2 separate regions of the Homo sapiens genome follow, and region 1 is linked to region 2. The links are chromatin loops, found by intact Hi-C in ENCODE. Cell type or tissue: IMR-90. All regions are shown on one strand. Links, peaks and the distances in the headings refer to the core of each region. The heading gives the core; the rest is flanking DNA.

What was found. A loop is a pair of places that touch in the nucleus more often than their neighbours do. Peaks named below come from ENCODE experiments on the same cell type or tissue, not always from the same donor. Only the 100,000 strongest peaks of a DNase experiment are listed, where the experiment ranks them.
Region 1: it touches region 2 in a loop (2.2-fold over the local background); 10 of 110 quality-filtered maps call a loop at or near these places.

Annotation. Positions count from the first base shown.
Region 1 is chr2:127,140,159-127,156,478 of GRCh38, reverse strand. No RefSeq gene overlaps it. Among named protein-coding and RNA genes, the nearest start is that of BIN1, 41 kb to the right of the region's middle. In IMR-90, for the core only: no CTCF peak of the experiment used is centred there; a DNase peak (open chromatin) is centred at 6,928.
Region 2 is chr2:127,082,492-127,084,991 of GRCh38, reverse strand. The region is part of intron 1 of BIN1 (bridging integrator 1); the gene reads left to right. Among named protein-coding and RNA genes, the nearest start is that of BIN1, 23 kb to the left of the region's middle. RefSeq lists an enhancer at 2,438-2,500. In IMR-90, for the core only: a CTCF peak has its summit at 1,122 (motif pointing left); a DNase peak (open chromatin) is centred at 851; H3K27ac peaks cover 2,279 bases.

The DNA.
Region 1 (16,320 bases), core at 5,784-8,283, 66 kb before region 2:
ACTGGGGTTTAGGGCTTCAACATATGGATCTGGGGAGGACACAGATGTACAGTCCAGAACACTGGGTTATGATCAAGCCTTAAAAGTTAATTTACAATTATAAAGATAGTGAAGAACTCTAGAGAGGTTTACCTCACTCTGGAGTTATGTGTTTGCATATCAAGGGGAAAACTAGCTCTAGGTTATTTGGTCCCTAGAGAAATGTCTTTACATTCCAAAGAGCAGAGTGAGAATTCAGGATTCTAGCCATGCACTCTCCAAAAAGCAAGCATGTCTTCCCTTCTTTCAGGAGAGAGGGCCCCCAGTGTCTCTCCTGGGTGTAACTGGCCACAGCCCGTTGCTCTCAGTCCTCCCCTAAGGAGTGTCCAGTTGCTCGTGGAGAGTTTCCATTTGGCTCTCACTGCCTCTCCCACAAGCATGGACTGGAGCAAGGAGGGGCCCTAGGCTTATGATTTACTGTAAGGTCAATGGGGAGGAGTCTGTCTCAGATCCAGAGGACTTCATGTGCACATTCAGAATAAAATTAAGAAATATTAAAACCCAAAAACGTTAAGTAAAAACAAAACAGAAAAATGTTATGTATACAGAATGACTGACTACAACTATGGCAAAAACAAACAACAACAACAACAACAACAACAACAACAAACCCTCAATAGAGGAAAAAGTAAACAAGAAACAGATCAAATTATTAACACAATGACATTTGAATGGTGACAAAATTGGTGATTTTAGTTTTTCTTTCCTTTTAAAATGTTTTTAAAGCACATATATTAATTTGGCAATGGAAGAAATTAGAAAGAAAATAACTTTTGCATGAAGATCACAGCTGAGGATATCCTGTTAGTTATCTATTGTGGCATAACAAATTAACCCAAGACTCTGCAGCTTAAACCAAGACAGCTTTTTTATTGCACAGTTTCTATGGTCAGACGTTCACATGGTTGATCTCCCACTGAGGGCCTCCAGGGTCCCACCCCCTTAGCAGCACATTACAAATTGAACTGGTAGAATAACTTCATATGGAACTCATCAAATATATTTGAGTGTCTTGTTGCTCTTTCCATTTTTTTTTCTATGTTGGGGTTTCAGATAAGATTTCTACAGTTTTTCATGCAGAATGTTCAATCCCTGTCTTCTCAAGGCCTCTAAACCCTAACCCGTGAGTGTTGGAGGTATTCGGTGCAGTGCTTGGTCTTCCTGGCAGTGTTTCTCATTTGGAATCAATCACAGTAGTGACTGGACAAGGGGTTACAGAATTTCTTGGCATGGGGTGGGAGAACTGTTGCTTTACTTCCTATTAAAAGAACTGGAGTGAGGCTGGGTGCGATGGCTCATGCCTGTAATCCCAGCATTTTGGGAGGCCGGGTTGGGCAGATCACAAGGTCAGGAGATTGAGACCACCCTGGCCGACATCTGGAAATCCCGTCTCTACTAAAATACAAAAAAATCAGCTAGTCATGGTGGCGTGTGCTTGTAGTCCCAGCTACTCAGGAGGCTGAGGCAGGGGAGTTGCTCGAACCCTGGAGGTGGAGGTTTCAGTGAGCTGAGATTACGCCACTGCACTCCAGCCTGGCAACAGAATGAGACTTCATCTCAAAAAAAAAAAAAAAAAAAAGAGAGAAAAGCTGTTATTTGGGAATATGAAAATTAAACATGCAGAGGCATGTGCCCTTTACCTGGGACCTTGCTGACAGCTGTGTTCTCTAGACCTCTCTCTTTAGGAACGTCTCTCGTCCCACCTCCACCCACAGGAGAAACCACTGGAAGCTCCTCCAGGTTCCTAGTGAAGCCCCCAGGACTCAGCTCCTTGGCCTCACTGCCCACCTGCCATCAGCTTCTTTGGCCTCTGGAGAACCTCACGATCAGCCTGCAGAGCTGCACCCAGGCCTGCCCTATGCCGGGGTTCCCACTGAGACCCCAGGGTCACTCACTTAGCAGGACAGTGATCATCAAGTGGGTTAGGGTTTCCAGGATGCTTCAAGGCAAGGCTCTGAGATCTGAGCTGTGGAGGAGGATGTAAGGAATCAGTACAAACAGGGGCTGGCCACACAGCACTGGGGAACTATGAAAAAGCTTCTGGAATCCAGAGGCCCCACGTGTGCACTTGGTGGGTGTTACAGAAACTTACGGTGAGCCCACCATCTCCAAAAACTTGAAACTCCACTCTTGCTTAAACTCAGGATCACACATCCTATGCCAGCGGGCTCTTGGTCCTTAGACTGTTCATAAGAAAAATAGGAAATGGCCAGGGGCCTGAGGAAGGAATGCAGCCATACCTGACCCTGGCTGCCTGAAGAGAGCTGGGTTGGTTTGGAGAGTACTGGGGCGGGGAGTAGGGTGCAGGGATGGGCGGGGGAGCCAGTCAGTAAAGTGTGCAGGAACCCAGGGTGGCCCATGGGCCTGAGGACTACACAGGCCCTGTCCTAGAGGCCATCTGGAGGGGGCTGGTCGGCTGGCTCCATTTCCAATTAACACCCCCTGCACCCCCCTGGATCCTCAGAGCCTCTGCTGGGATAGATGATCTCACCAGCTCTGTGATTGTGGCAGAAACACCAGGCCAGCCAAGCTTGAGTCATGCGACCTCCTCTGGCTACCAGGGCATGAGGAGGAAGAGTGCCTGGTTTCCTCCAGCCACATAGTAGTAGGCAAAGCCTGGCTCTCACCAAGTAAAGCAAGACTCCCACCAGATAGACAGGAAGGGCGCTCCCTTGACTGGGTGGTCTCTAAATATCAAATGTCCATTACAGTGGCCAAGAAACTGCGGTATCTTAATCACAAATAATCATCACCCATGCATTTGAACTAACTGGCAAAAGAACTCTCTCTCTCTCTCTCTCTCTCTGTGTGTGTGTGTGTTCAACAACAGCATCAAGGCTGAACATAAAAGATCACCTCTTGCTGACTTTATAATCTTTTTTTTTTTTTGAGATGGCGTTTTGCCCTTGTCGCCCAGGCTGGAGTGCAATGGTGTGATCTCGGCTCACTGCAATCTCCGCCTCCTGGGTTCAAGAGATTCTGCAGCCTCAGCCTCCCATGTAGCTGGGATTACAGGCGCCTGCCACCACGTCTGACTAACTTTTGTATTTTTAGTAGAGACAGGGTTTCACCATGTTGGCCAAGCTAGTCTCAAACTCCTGACCTCAGGTGATCCACCCGCCTCAGCCTCCCAAAATGTTGGGATGTGTTTTTTTTTGAGATGTGGTTTTGCTCGTTGCCCAGGCTGGAGTGCAATGGCATGATCTCAGCTCACTGCAACCTTCGCCTCCTAGGTTCAAGTGATCCTCCTGCTTCAGCCTCCCACTTAGCTGGGATTACAAGCATGTGTCACCATGCCAAGCTAATTTTGTATTTTCAATAGAGACAAGATGGGGTTTCACCATGTTGGTCAGGAAACTGCTGACCTCAGGTGATCCACCTGCCTCGGCCTCCCAAAGTGCTGGGATTACAGGTGTGAGCCACCGTGCCCAGTCGACTTTAATCTTATACAGACATTTATATGTATTTATATGTGCCCTGGTGGGACTGTGGCATGCCATTGACAGTCACTGTTCAGATTACTCTTTTTAGCAACTGCTATTTGAGTTCAGAGAAAAAAACTGTAAAAATCTGTGAAGGAAACGTCCATGGAAACAGCCACTCTCTAGTCTACTTTCTATTCATTTGGAAAGCAATGTCTCTCTTAGCATCTGAGGCTTCTAACCCATATTTTCAAGATGGCGATTCCCATCAGGAAATCTCTTACAGCCTATGGCAGAAAATACGCGGTTTGGGAATGACTGAGGTTTACATCAGAGCTGAGAAATGAGTATTGAACTCAGTCTAGTGAAGTTATCTGGGCATTTTCCCCAGGTGTTATTGGCATGTCCTGCTCCATGTTGGGACATTTAGATAAATAAGAAGTTGGGCCACTCATTTTGGTTCCACATTTACACCCACCTGATTTCCTCAGTTCTGTGCCAGCCACAGTTGACAGAAATGAAGGATACTTACTTATTCCTGCACCCGGGAGGTACAGGATGTGGAGAAGACAACACATAATTAGAAAGTTATAATGAGCTGAACTACTTGGGAGTATGCTGGGAGTGTGAAGCCCCAGAATAGACTTAGCGTATCTTTCTAGAGAGTTGATTTCATTGCATGCTAAATAATGTAAACCGAATTAGGTTATGTGAATGTGCTCGGATATACTGTGGAGTAGAATGCAAAATACAAAGTGGATGTTGGTGAAAGTGGCAGAGTTAGGGCTGGGCACAGTGGTTCATGCCTGTAATCTCAGCATTTTGAGAGGCCGAGCCAGAAGAATCACTTCATCCCACAAGAGTTAGAGACCAGCCTGGGCAACATAGTGAGACCCTGTCTCTGGTAGGGGTTACCCCATCTCTGGTAAAAAAAAAAAAAAAAAAAAAAGTTGCCAGGGATAGTGGTATGTACCTGTAGTTTCAGGTACTCAGGGGGCTGAGGCGGGAGGATTGCTTGCATTTGGGAGGTCAAGGCTTCAGTGAGCCATAATTGCACCACTACACCCCAGCCTGACAAGACTGAGACTCTGTCTATTTAAAAAAAAAAGGAAGTGGCAGAGTTAGGACCTCTGAAAAGTCTCTCCATAAAAGCAATGAGAAAATTGACAAAAATTATCAGAGCCAATTTTTTTTTGAACTTTGGAAATTAAATTGCAACAATCCAAGTAGTGTTAATATTTAAGAAAAGTGGCAGAATCCTGGTAAGAAAAAAAGCTTTGTGACATTTTAATTTATCCTAGTCCCATCCCCATGGTAACCTTGAAAAATTAAAGCGTACACTAACAGTGAAAATTAGCATGGTGGCAGCCACCTAAGGGAACAGAATTGGCCTGGAGCTCGTTAAAGGCCCATTACCAGAGAGCTGTCATTATTTGACCTGTCTGGTGATTCTCTGGAAGATCCCCCTTTGTAAGGTTGTCTGTATTTGACCTGACTCTGAACTTACACAGTGTGAAAAGCTCTTTTCCAGGGCCATTTATCAGAAACAATTACAGCCAAATTGATTAACTTCATGGATGCCTGAGGGAGTAGAAAACAGCTGGGGCAAATAACAGACCAACCAAAAAGCTTAAAATGAAAAGTTGGGGAATAGGATATCTACAGGGGGCATTGAAAAGCTCTGAAATATTCCTGGGAATCAAGAAGGTCATGTTCTTGTGTAAGGCTGTGAGCATGCCCAGGATTGACCTGAAAAAAACCTGAGAAGGTCCTAAGCTCTCATCTCTGGCTCCCCTGAGACTCTGTGCAATCAGGAAGTGAAGGCTAAGGCAGAGTTGTAAACTGCCTGGCTGAGGGTTGCAGGCACGCCTAATGTACACAAAGAGCCCCCCAGCAAAGACTGGGAGACTTATTTGTTTCAGATGTTTTTAGGAAGTCTCTGTTCAATCATTAACTGATCACTAGGCTAAATGAGCAGAGACTTCATTGCTACATACAACAAAGAATACAGACTATGCAGAATTAGTTAAAAAAAATACACTAAATAGGCTGGGTGCAGTGGCTCATATCTATAATCCCAGCACTTTGGGAGGTTGAGGTGGGCAGATCACCTGTTGTTAGGAGTACAAGATCAGCCTTGCTAACATGGTGAAACCCTGTCTCTACTAAAAATACAAAAATTAGCCAGGTGTGGTGGCACATACCTGTAATCCTGGCTACTCGGGAGGCTGAGGCACAAGAATTGCTTGAACCTGGAGTTTTCAGTGAGCTGAGGTCATGCCACTGCACTCCAGCCTGGGCAGGAGTGAGACATCATTTCAAAAAAGAAACAAACGAACAAAAACCCCCAAAACACTAAACAAACAAAATGAAAACAACTACAAAAAACAACAAAAACCATAAACCTTGGAGAGATAATTTGATTTTCAGAGCTGCCATAATATATTATTTAAAATGTCTAGTTTTCAACAAAAAATAAGAGCATGGAAAGAAATAAGAAAGTATGGGCCATTCATGGGAAAAAAACAATCAATAGAAACTGTTCCTGAGAAAGCCCAGATGTTGGACTTACTAGACAAAGACTTTAAATCAGCTACTTTAAATATGTTCAAAGGATTATATATACAAAAATATGCATTTTATACATATTTGGTTATATATTATATATAATTATATTTTTTATACATATATATATTATTTACATATATATTATATATACTTGGTTCTATAGATATAAAACCAAATAGAAGTTATGGAGTCAAAAAGTACAATAACTAAGAAGAAAATTCCATCAGAAGGCCTCAACAGCAGATTTGAGCAGACAGAAAAAAAATCAATGCACTTGAATATATGTCAGTTGAGATTATCTAGTCTGAAACATAGAAAGAAAAAAGAATGAAGAAAAATAAACAGAGCCCCTGCCAGGTGCGGTGGCTCACTCCTATAATCCCAGCACTTTGGGAGGTTGAGGTGGGCGTATCACCTGAGGTCGGGAGTTCGAGACCGGCCTGACCAACATGGAGAAACCCTGTCTCTACTAAAAATACAAAAATTAGCCAGGTGTGGTGGCGCACGCCTGTAATCCCAGCTATTTGGGAGACTGAGGCAGGAGAATTGCTTGAACCCAGGAGGCAGAGGTTGTGGTGAGCCAAAATCAGGCCATTGCACTCCAGCCTGGGCAACAAGAGCGAAACTCCATCTCAAAAAAAAAAAAAAAAAAAAAAAAGAAAAGAAAAAGAAAAAGAAACAGAGCCCCAGAGACCGAGACCTATGGGCACCAATAAACACACCAATGTATGCGCAGTGGGATAGAGGGAAAAGGGCAGGAAAAATATATGAAGAAATATTGGGTGAAAAATTCCAACATTTGATGAATAATTGTCTATACATCCCAAATGCGCAACCAACTTTAGAAAAAATTCAGAGTGAACCACAGCTAAACAAATCATGATCAAGTTGTTAAAAAACAAAGGGAAAAATCTTGAAAATGGTGAGAGAGAAATGACTCATCATGTGCAAGGGATTCTCATAACATTAAAAGCTGATTTCTCATAAGAAACCATGGAAACCAGGAAGCAATGGGATGATATATGCAAAATGGTAAAACGAAAAAAAAAACCTGTTAAACAAGAACTATATATTCAGCAAAACTATTCCTTAAAAATGAGAGGAGATGAAGACATTCCCAGATAAACACAGGGAATTCATCACTGGGAGAGCTGCCCTGCAAAAGATATTAATGGGAGTCTCTCAGGCTAAAATAAAAGAAACACTAGACAGTAACTTGAATCTATATGAAGAAATAAGGAGCATTGGTAAAAGTAACTACATAGGTAAATATAAAAGACAGTATAAGTGTATATTGCTAGTAATTCTTTTTTCCCCATCTCATCTGAAAGACAATTGCATAAAGCAATAATTAGAAATCTATGTAGAAATACTTTTAAATAATACAAAGTATATTTTCTCCCCCAAACAAAATAAAATTAAAATCAATAACAAATGAATTTGAGAAATGCAGAAATATGTAGAAATTAACCATATATGCTCAAATAAGCAATAAGAAATAAGTGCAATCTATAGAGACATTGATTATTTAATCAATGGCTCAAAGAAGTAATTACAAGATAAATTAGAAATACCTTGAGATAAATGAAATAAAGATACAGTATACCAAAACTTATGGGAAACAGATAAAGCAGTGCTTAGGAAGAAATTTATAGCTGTAAGCACCTATGTTAAAAAACATGAAAGATCTCAAATCAACAACCTAATCTTCCATCATAAGACACTGGAAAAAGAAGAGCAAACCAAACAAAAAGCAAGGAGAAGGAAGAAAGAAATTATAACAAAAATCATAAATACATAATGTTTTCAAGGTTCATCCATGTTGTTGTATGAATCAGTGCATTTTTATGGCTAAATAATATTCCTTGTATGAATATACCACATTTTGTTTATCCATTCATCAGTTGATGGATATTGGGTTGTTATCAACTCTTGACTAATATAAATAATGGTACTATGAACATTCATGTAAAGGTTTTTGTCTGGGCATGCTTTCATTTCTCTTGGGGGCATGCCTAAGCGTGAAATTGCTGGGTAAAATAACTAATTTCTCGAGAAACTGCCAGACTCTTCTAAAGCGGCTGCACCATTTTATGTTTCCACCGACAGTGTAAGAGGGCTTCAATTTCTCCAAATCCTCATCAACACTTGTTATTATCTGCTTTTTAAAGTCTAGCTATCAGGACGGGTGTGGTGGCTCACGCCTGTAATCCCAGCACTTTGAGAAGCTGAGGCAGGCGGATCACCAGAGGTTGGGAGTTTGAGACCAGCCTGAACAACATGGAGAAACCCTGTCTCTACTAAAAATACAAAATTAGCCGGGCGTGGTGGTGCATGCCTGTAATCCCAGCTACTCGGGAGGCTGAGGCAGGAAAATTGCTTAAATCCGGGAGGCGGAGGTTGCAGTGAGCTGAGATCACGCCATTGCACTCCAGCCTGGGCAACAAGAGCAAAATTCCATCTAAAAAAAAAAAAGAAAGAAAAAAAAAATCTACCTATCCTATGTGGTTCAATTTATATGAAATATCCAGAATAGTGCCATCTATAGAGATACAAAACAGATCTGGAGCTACAGGGGATGGAGCGATTGGGAGGGGTATTGGGGATGGAGCAATTGGAGGTGGTTTCTTTTTGGAGTAATGAAAATGTTATAAAATTGATTGTGGTGGTGGTTGCACAATTGTGTGAATACACTAAAAGCCATTGAATTGTACACTTTAAATGGATGAATTGTATGGTATGAGAATGATGTCTTAAGCTGTTAAACAATACATGTGAATATCTTTAGGAGAAAACTTGAAACTCCAGGAAACTCTGACCCTGTGGATGGCCCTGTCAATCTGCATGTCCCATGCTGGGACAGAGGTGAGTCCAGAAGTCTAGGCAAAGTTATCAAGATGAGGGTAAACTTTCTACTGCTATGCAGCCCTTGGGGGCCGGGGTCCCCCGAGCTGTCAGGATGCCTCAGCCCAGACCCTTGGAATTAAAGAGGCCTGTTGGCTGGACGCACTTCCAACTCCGGCACTCTCAGAAGAGGCTTCCTGGAGCCCCTCGGCTTTAATCCCCGGCTGCAGTGTGAGCCGGGCTCACTTGCTAAGCTCAGGAACTAAGCAGGCTGAGGGGCCAGCTCATCTTTCCCCCAGGACGTGCAGCCACAGGGATCCTGGGCCCTCCCTGCATGACATGCTGCTAAGAATAGCGAGAGGACAGTATGTGTGTCTCTGAAGATCTTTCTGCGAGTCAGGAAGTATTTACAGCCTTTCCTGGAATAGAGCTCCTCCATCTGCAGTACTGCTTGGGAGTGCCTTGTGGTCTCTCCCTTCAAAATCCAGCCTTAAATTCCCCTCCTCCAGGAAGCATACCTTGACTTAACCAAACCTCCCTGGTTGAATTTTTTGAATGACTAAACCTGAATTAGGCTGATGAACTGGTCAGCACCCTTTGAGAAGCAGGTTTGTTGGGCTGTGAGGAAGGGCTCTGGCCCCAGCATTTCCTCTCCAGTCTACCCATCCTCTTTTTGGACAACCTGATGTACACGTAAGTATTAGTTACAAATCTTTGGTTGCAAGTGACAGAAACCCAAGCCAAACCTGGGTAGTAGCCAGGGTGATGGAACCAGGAACTCACTGCTACCAGCACACCATCTCCCCTGTGGCCTGGATGTTGCCTTCTCTTCCATGGCACACTGGGCTTTTCCATACAGCCAAGGAGATGGCTGTAGAAGCTGGTTTGCCTCCTCTTGTATTGGACGCCTAATGGGCTTCCTCCTGGCTCCCGAGTTGAAAAATCCCTGGGAAGGGCTCTAATTGGCCCTACCTGAGTCAGGTGCTCTCCTCTGAACCAATTGCTGAGCTCAGGAGGCGGGTCAGACTACCTGGTGGAGGGGAGGCGCAAACCCTCGCAAGAGGGATGCCTGGTAGAGGAGTGCGAGTGGGGCTGGGTGCACCGGCGACGGTATTGGTGCCTGGTACTTCCCTGATTCTGTGCCGTGGGAGCTGTTCGGGATGTTAAACTCCTGGGAGATCAGGCTGAGGACGACAGTCACTACTTGTGCCTGCGCAGCATCCTCTTTGCCATAACAACGACCCCAGTTTCCTCTGGAGACCACCCTGTTGGCAGCCATGTGTTCATGGGGCCTAGGAGTGGAACACGTGGCCGGGACCATCAGCCAGCACAGTCCCTTTCCTGTGACCACAGCCCCGGCTCTCAGCAGACTGCCAGCACCTTGAGGGCAGGGTCTGCATGCCACTCAGCTCTGGGTGCGGCACAATGGTGGCTCCCAGACCTGGCCTACCTGACAAACCCCCAGGGGCCCCTGCCCAGGGCTGGTCCCAGGCATTTATATTTTTAATAAGCTCTGTAGGGAATATGAATAATTAGTTTTGGGAATGGTTGCTGCATGGTGTTTGTATACAGTAAGTGCTTTATAGTTGCTGGTGTAATGGGAAAGACTGGAGTCAGCTTCCCAGGAGTGATCATCCTGGCTGTCTTTGAGTTGCCCATGGACACAGAGCTGCCAGGACCCTCTTTGCATGTTTTGAGGTGGTCCTGTCACTCTGGGTGGGCAGACCCTGGCCCTCCTTGTTGGTGAGATGGCACTTGCTGACAGGATCAAGACCTTCCAATTCCAGGAGCTGGAAGAACCCCAGAGGGTTGGGACACTTGAGAAGACAGCCAGCTTGAAATGGGCTCACCCAATTAGTTCCAATCGGGCCACCTCAGGATGACTCAGTTAGAATGTCAGGGCCTTCTAAAATTAATCACAGCTGCCTCTGAAATCAGCACCTTGCATGAAGTCCCCAGCCCCTCTTGGCCCCACAGAGGTCTTGGGAACTTGAGGGAGCTGGTTCTGGCCCAGCACCATCTCTCAGCCCCTCAGACATTCATCTGAATTTAGATTTGCTAACAGGCAGTTTTCCTTCTGCTTTTCCTTTTTTTTTTCCTTCTAATCCTCTCCCTTCTAACTGCAAGCAAAGGCTATTTTTATGACCAGGGGTTTCATTTCTCAAAAGGAGGATGACAGGAGGTGGATATTTTAGTACAGTGTCCTAAGCTCTCATTAATGGAAGTTGGGTACAAATTTAATCCAATATATTCAGTTTTTCTTCCTCTCAAGATGGGTTTTTATTTCTTCTGAATAAAAAGGTTGACTATGAACATTGTAAATTCAGGTAATACAGGAAGTTCTACAGAAAAAAGGAATAATTGCTGGAAATCCCTTATCCAGAGAGAAACAATTGTTGGCATGTTGATGCATACTTATAAAAAACCCTCCCAGTGCTTTTCAAAAAACCCCCTAAAAGTCCATAGACTTGAAAAATAAAAATGCATAATTTGCATATATGGAAATAAATGATAATTCCAAGAAAGTCTTTGGCTTCTTTGTGACAAGAAAGTCTGTTGGAGGAAAGAAATCAGCTATTTGGAGGCTCTACATCAATGTCACTTTTAACCTTTCTCTCTGTCTGATTGTTAGATTATAAATTTAAATTTAATTCTTCTAGAAGACAGTTGGATTCATGTATATATACAAAAAGACAAACCTGCCGCGGCTGCAGCAAATACAATGGTAGGAATTTATCTTAGAGCAGAGTTTCCCAAGCTTTCTTGGTTCTTGGTGCCTTTAGTGTTTCAGAAATGTTTTCATGGCTTTTCCTAGGCCAAAAGAAGCACCTAATAGTTCCATTTAAGTAGTTAGGTCCAAACAACAATTTAGTAGTTGTTTTAAAAAAGTAATACACAGAATTTGAAAGAATTTTTTTTTTATTTCATACTTAAGTAACATCAGATGGCAACAATGGCCAATAGGAGGCAATGGAACAATGTCTTCAGTATTCCGAGGGACAGAGATTTGCGGCTTGAAGGACTGTTCATCAGAGGGCAGTGCCTGCCTCATCTGCATGCTGCCAGCACTGCTCCAGGGCTTGGCTCAGCCAGAGTAAATGCTCAATGCATCTGTGCTGAATAAGTGAATAAATAAACAAATGGATGAATGAATGAATTTTTAGGGTTGTCACACTTTCCAGTTTTTCTTCAAAGTCCTTGAAGAAGAAGGCGTTGGTCCCTGAAGCCCCAGCCTTGAAAGTTTCCTCTGCATCAGGAGCCAGGAAGGCCCTGGGGCAGACGGCCCAGGAGAGAGCACCGGGTGGGCAGGCCCAGGAAATCAGTAGCCCTTTGCTTTCAAAGCCTGGTTTGGAAGAGAGTATGATTCAGTGGTTAAGAGGCCACAGACCTGACTCCAGAGTCTCCCTGTGTCTCAGTTAAATCATCTGCAAAACAGGAATAACACTAGTCTCTGTTCTCATAGCGAGAATGACCTGTGTGTGTCTAACAGCTTCCTGGTACACAGCGTTCCTTAAATACTAGCTTTAATATTAGTGGTTGATCTCTTAGAACAACTTTCTGCTCTCTAAAATGGAAATGACAACATTGAGCTCTCAGTAAGAATTAGAGGCAACACTTGTGGGTCGGCCTCGTCTCTCCTCCGCCCACTGTGAGATGTGAGAAGGCTGTGATGGGCCTGTCTGTGCTTTCCCTGCGGGTCCCTGTCTCTCTCTGAACTTTCTCTCCTGACCCTCCTGGTTTCCACACTAAAGAGGAACAGGAAGTGAAAGCAATAAAAGTGGGAAAAGGGCCTTTTTCTTTAAATTAGGGATGTGCTCTGATGTTCACCTCCTCTGTGAATTTTTTTTTCTTTTTGAGATGGAGTCTTACTCTGTGACCCAGGCTGGAATGATCATGGCTCACTGTAGCCTCAACCTCCTGGGCTCAAGTAATCCCACCCCAGCCTCCTGCGTAGGGCTACAGGCGGTGCCACTACACCTAGCTAATTTTATTTTTGTAGAGACAGGGTCTCACTATGTTCCCCAGGCTGATCTCAAACTCCTGGGCTCAAGCAATCCTCCCACCTCAGCCTCCCGGTGCTGGGATTACAGGCATGGGCCACCGTTTCCAGCCTGTGAATTGATCTTGATTTGGGTTCTTTGAGAGCAGCCAGCAGGCTGTGCTGTGTCTGACATGTAGAATTCCTGGATAGCAAGGCTTAGAAGCAGGAGAACTAGCTCTTGTAAGATCCTGGCTCTGGTCACTCCTGTTCATTCCAGAGCTGAGGGATCCAACTGACCCTCTGTCTCCACTACCCTTGACTGCTCACTCCTGGAAATTCACCAGTCTACATGTGCTCTGCAGAGGTGAGAGGACCTTTGGAGGAGCAGAAGGATGGTGGCTGTGGAAAGCTGGTGACCCTCAAGTCCACTTACAACGGAGATGGCTGTGTGTGTGACATCCCCTTAGTGCTAGACTCAAGCTAATCCTTTGGGGAATGTTTGAGGTGGACCAGGGGCCCTCATTTTTTTCTCTTTTATACAGGTTAGGACTCCTAGGACATCAAGTGGTAACTCATCATTATCACCATCACACAGCAGCTGGAACCAGCAGCCTCACCAGGCCTTTCTCCTTTAATAATGACAAACATGGTGTGCAGTCTGGGCCACTTAATCCTGTTCTGCAGATGGGGACTCTGAGACATAAAGAGGTAAAGATCATGCAGGTGACAAAGCTAGCTGAAGATTAGTATTATGAGATATGAGAATAGTAACTGAAGGGTTGATTTGTAAATGTGAAAAATTGGAAATCAGCCTTGATTTCCAACAATAGGGTATTGATGTGTAATACAACCACACAGTAGGGTATTGTATAGCGACTAAGAATGATACAGCAGTATTTGTTGACCTGGGAACATTTTTCACAATATGCTTTAAAAAAAGATAGATAAGTGCTTATTAATAATATAGGTACAGGGACTCAAGTCAAAGTGGGGATATATTCTAAACTCTGGCGACCAATTTCCTAAACCATGTAGTTTTTGCTATAGAAAACATCTAGCTGTGGGTCTACTTGTAATACTCAGTATATTACCTTATTTCATATGCCATTTATTTTTTCTTTATGAAAATGGTGTCATTCATCTTTATTAATGTAGTTGAAATTCATAAACTTTCTGTGTGAATCATTTAATCAAGAAAAATGTGTTACGGGGATAGATTTTATATAAATGAGAATGAAATGAAATGTTTCATTAAAATATGTAAAAGTTGCCCAGTATATCTTAAGGAGAAATCGTATGTGTATAATATTATTGTATTTTTGTAAGATAAAACAAATGTTGTAAGACCTTAAAAATATTGTTAGGAGAAAAAAATACACGTATGCATAGAAAAATGTCTAGAAGGATAAATGCTAAAATGTTCATCCTGGACCTCTGCAAGATGGGGCTATGGGTGATTTTTTACCCCTTCCTTTATTGTTCACCTGTATTTTCTAATTTTTCAATAACGTTCATGTGTTACTTATTTAGAAAAGACAGGAGATGAATGTTTAAAGTGATGGATATGGTAATTACCCTGACTTGATCATGATACAATGTATATATGCATTGAAACATCACACTGTACCCCATAAACATGTATGGCTATTATGTATTAGTTATAAATAAAATATTAATAAGAAATAAAAAGATAAGGGGGGTACTGGGCTGGGAGTAAGGAGACTGCATTCTGACAGCAACTCTGCCTCTAACTGACTGTGTGATCCTGGGCAAGTCCTTTCCTTTCTGGTTTTCGAGTCTTCATCTGTAACACGAGGGGTTGTTAGCAGACAGGAAGTTCCGCGAGAGCTGGGACCATGTCTGTTTTGTTCTGGCAGTGTCTGTAGCACAGGCTATGCTCTGTGTATACTACATTAACGAGTGTGTGCATGAGTGAATGGAATTAGCGGCTGTGATCATTGGGAGAGTTTTGGAGACATGGCCTGCTGCAGTGGTCCTCCAGTGTGTTCCAGAAGCAGAAGCCCGGGAGGTTGTAAGGCTTTTTCTGGATGCTTTGGAAAAATCACGGGGCAGAGCTTTGCATTCGACTTACCCGCATGGGACGGCAGTGGGCTTAGTGTTGAACAGAGTTGAGTTAGGGACGTAGTGCTGCTCTTTGCCGGCAGTGAAATCTTGAGAAAATTTTGTATTTTTTTCTCTAAGCTTGTCTCCTCATTTGTAAATTGAGAGTTATTACTAATACCTAGCTCATAGGGTTGCTCTGAGCACTTGAAAAATCTATTTAGAAATTAGCTAAAAATGGCAGACTGAACCCCAACCACTTTTTCCTGTCCCAAACCCTTAGAAATACCAGAAAAAATAAATACATGTCATCCAAAAATGTTCTAGGAGACGAGAAGGGGCCTCGGTGGATTTAAAGTTGCGAGGAATTATTGAAAGAAGGAAATTGGTGGGGTTGAAAGGAAGAAACCACTGCCCAAAATACGTATAGGGAGACCTGCTGTCATAGGCAGTTTTGAAGGGAATTTAAGCTTGAAGATGGTGAATGGGGTGGTGGTGACTGGTAGGTCGTGGGTTAGGATGTTGCAGTAGGAACCACAAAGCCAGCCAGCTATCTACTCCTCCCACCACACCTTTCCCACTTAGCCAAATAGCAGGCAGCAGGGATCTCTGTCTCCCTCCTGCCAGTGTGAACGCCCAGCCTAGGGAGGCAAGGTGACACTCTGGACAAACGGACCTCGGATGCAGGCACACCACGTCCACCAGCTTGTTTTCCACCCACGGTCATCTCTCCCACACCGTGGCTGGAGGCATCACCCATAGACTGGGTAACAAAGAACCTCAAACACAAGACGAGCACACACCAGAGCCGCTGAACACTGAGGAAAGCACTGCCATGACTGGGACGCAGAGCACAGGAAACAGACTGATACCCAGATAAACAGCAAGCAGAGCACACGGACGAAGCACAGTTAATCTCAGAAAGCTGTGAGAGGAAACGGTGTGAGGCCTTAGAAATAAAAAAGAAGACGCTCAAAGGTATATTCAAAAAGGGGCTTTTGGAGTATGATCAGACTGGATGTAGGTCAATAATAGCATATTAGTGAACTGGAAAATCAAATTGAGGACTTCATCTAGAATGCCCCGCAAAAAGAAGAGATAGAAAGCATAAAATAAAAGTGAGGATATATGAAGACTAGATTCAGAAATGTTAATACCTTTTAAATAGGAGCTCCAGAAAGAGGGACTAGAGAGGTTGGATGTGGGGAACGCTAAGATTAATAGAGAAGGAAATTTCTCAAGTCTACAAAAGACAAAAGTCCTCATCCTGAAGGGGCCCACTTCATGACAAGCAGAACAGAAAATGATAGACTGGCTGGGCTGAAACTTAGAACATGAAGGATGGAGAAAAGGAAAACAGATTACTCCTAAGAGAAAGCAGACTAATATTAGATTTAGCTACAA
Region 2 (2,500 bases), core at 1-2,500:
TAGCTTCTGGGTTAAGCACTGCTGCTCTGAAGACGCCTCTGTACGTGTGACTTCACTGGGTTCTGAGGAGGAAGAGAGTTTCCCTGGGCTGGATGAGACCAGGAAGCTGCCCCTTGTGCAGTCACCAGCCTGGGGCAGGTGCCACAGCCCACAGTCAGTGTGGCCTCCTAAGGAACACTGCAATGGGCTCAGAGGGCAGCTGCTAGGCCATGGGTCTGTCTCCTTTCTCACTTCTTGAAGCAGACAGACCTGAGTGATGATGCTTGTTCACCACCACCACAAAGCCACAGAATCTGAGCTCGGTCGCTTCTTCGCTGCAGAGCCAAATCCTTCAGTGCCGCAGCCTTTCCTTTCTTATCTCTAAAGCAGGGGTAATAATCTGCGGCTCTGAGCATGAGGGAACGCTGAAATGCCTAAGAGCAATGAGCATGCCTCTCCACCGAAGGAAATCAGGGTTCCTTGGAGAAATGGCTGATGCCAGGGCTGGGGCAGGGACAGTGCAGGCTGAGCCTGGAGAATCTGCTAGTGCCAGAAAGTAAGGAAGCGCCTGGAGATGAATGAGGACGTGTCCGAAACCTCCCACTGGTCGCACTTGGGATGTTTGAGCATCAAAATGAATCACGAACGCAAAACGAAGGACTCACGATATCCTCACCACCCTCCTCGCAAAGGCAAGACCAGGGGAGGCTCGTGTTTGTGGAATGCCGGGTCACGTGGAGGAGATTGGGTAACAGCGGGTTCCAGCCAAGATGCTATTGCAGTGCTTCTCAGACTTCACTGCGCATACGGTGCGCCAGGGGGACTTGTTAAAGGGAACACTCTGGTTCAGCAGGTCTGCAGTTTTTTTTCTCCTCCAGGCTCTTGGAAGACTGTCATGCAGCTGCCCACAGACCTCACACTGAATAGCAAAGAATGATGGATAGTAAAGGCACTGTGCAAAAATTTCAACAACTTTTTGCCTTGCCACAGTGACCGTGATTGTCCTGCAGATGACTAAGAGAAAAGTGACCTTCCTTTCCAAGAGATCTGGCAAACACGACTCAGACCCGGCGGTCAAGCCTAACACAGCTGTGGTGCGGTGGGAAGGCTCAGCCTCCCTCTGCAGGACTCTTGCCAAAGCAGCCTTTAACCTGAACTTCCTCACAAGGAAACAATCAGATGGATCCAGAGTGTGGGGCATTCTCCAAGTGATTGGTTTGCACTCTTAAAAAGATACCAGTATCACGAAAGAAAAAAAATGGATAACATTGATAAATAGGCATACGGGGAATATTCTGGACTAAAGGAACAAGAGACCCGACAATCAGAAGCAATATGTGAACCACAGTTGGATCCTAGACCCAGACATAAAGGGCATTTGGGGGGCACCCAAGGATATTTGAATGCGGACCGTGTGGTAGATGGTATTTTAAAATACATTTTGGATGTATTGGGGGTGCTTATGGTATCATGGGCATTTTGGAGCATGTTCTTGTTCTTAGGAAATCTGTTGGAGTATTTAGGGGTGAAGTATTGTGGAGCGAAGGTCATCCCAGTGACCCTTCTGCTGCTTACCTTCTGTTGGCTGGGCAAACATACAAATGCAGGAACGGTTTATATATAGAGAAAAGTGACTGGGCACGGTGGCTTGTACCTGCAATCCCAGCACCTTGAGGGTGCTGAGGTGGGAGGATCACTTGAGGCTAGGAGTTCCAGACAAAACTGGGCAACATAGCGAGGCCCTGTCTCTACAAAAAGTAAAAATACTAGCTAGGTGCAGTGGCCTGTAGTCCCAGCTACTCGGGACGCTGAGGTGGGCGGATCGTTTAAGCTCAGAAAGTCTAGGCTACTGTGAGCCATGATTGCGCCATGTACTCTAGCTTGGACGACATAGCAAGAAAAGAGAAAAGCAAAAAAAAAGAAAAAAAAAAAAAGAAAAAAGCAAATGAGTGTGGCCAAGTGGTAACAGTTGATTGGTGAATCTGGGTGAAGGGTAGATGATAGTCCCTGTAGTATCCTTTCCACTTTCTTTGAGGTTTATACTTTGAAAATAAGGAGGTGAGAGGGCCACATGAAATGTGGAGGTGAGTGGTGGGCTTAGAACCTCTTTTCCTCCCTCTGCTCTCTCGTCAGGGCTGCTGTGGCCTCCTGCATGGCACCTAGATTGTTGGAGGCCACCGAGACTCTCCACCCAGAGGTGGGGAGCAGGCTTAGGTGGCTCCACTGTCGGAGTGGGGATGGGGAGGTGTGAGCAGCAGCCGGGAGAGGGGTCCTGTGTGTCTGGTTGCAGGGACAGCTCGCATTTGAGAGATGGGCTTGGAGGAGGGGTTGTGTGCTGGGGAACTAGGTGACTATGGGATCTGCGGGACTGTCCTCAGACTGGCTCCCTCTGCCCCTGGGGGTTTAAGACTCCCATTGTACCCCTTTCACCACTGCCACCCCAGCCTGATGTGTCAGACAGCAGGCAGCATCTTGGGGCAGGAGAGGGGAGGCAGAGGGCCTTGTACCCCTTCCCCTGCCT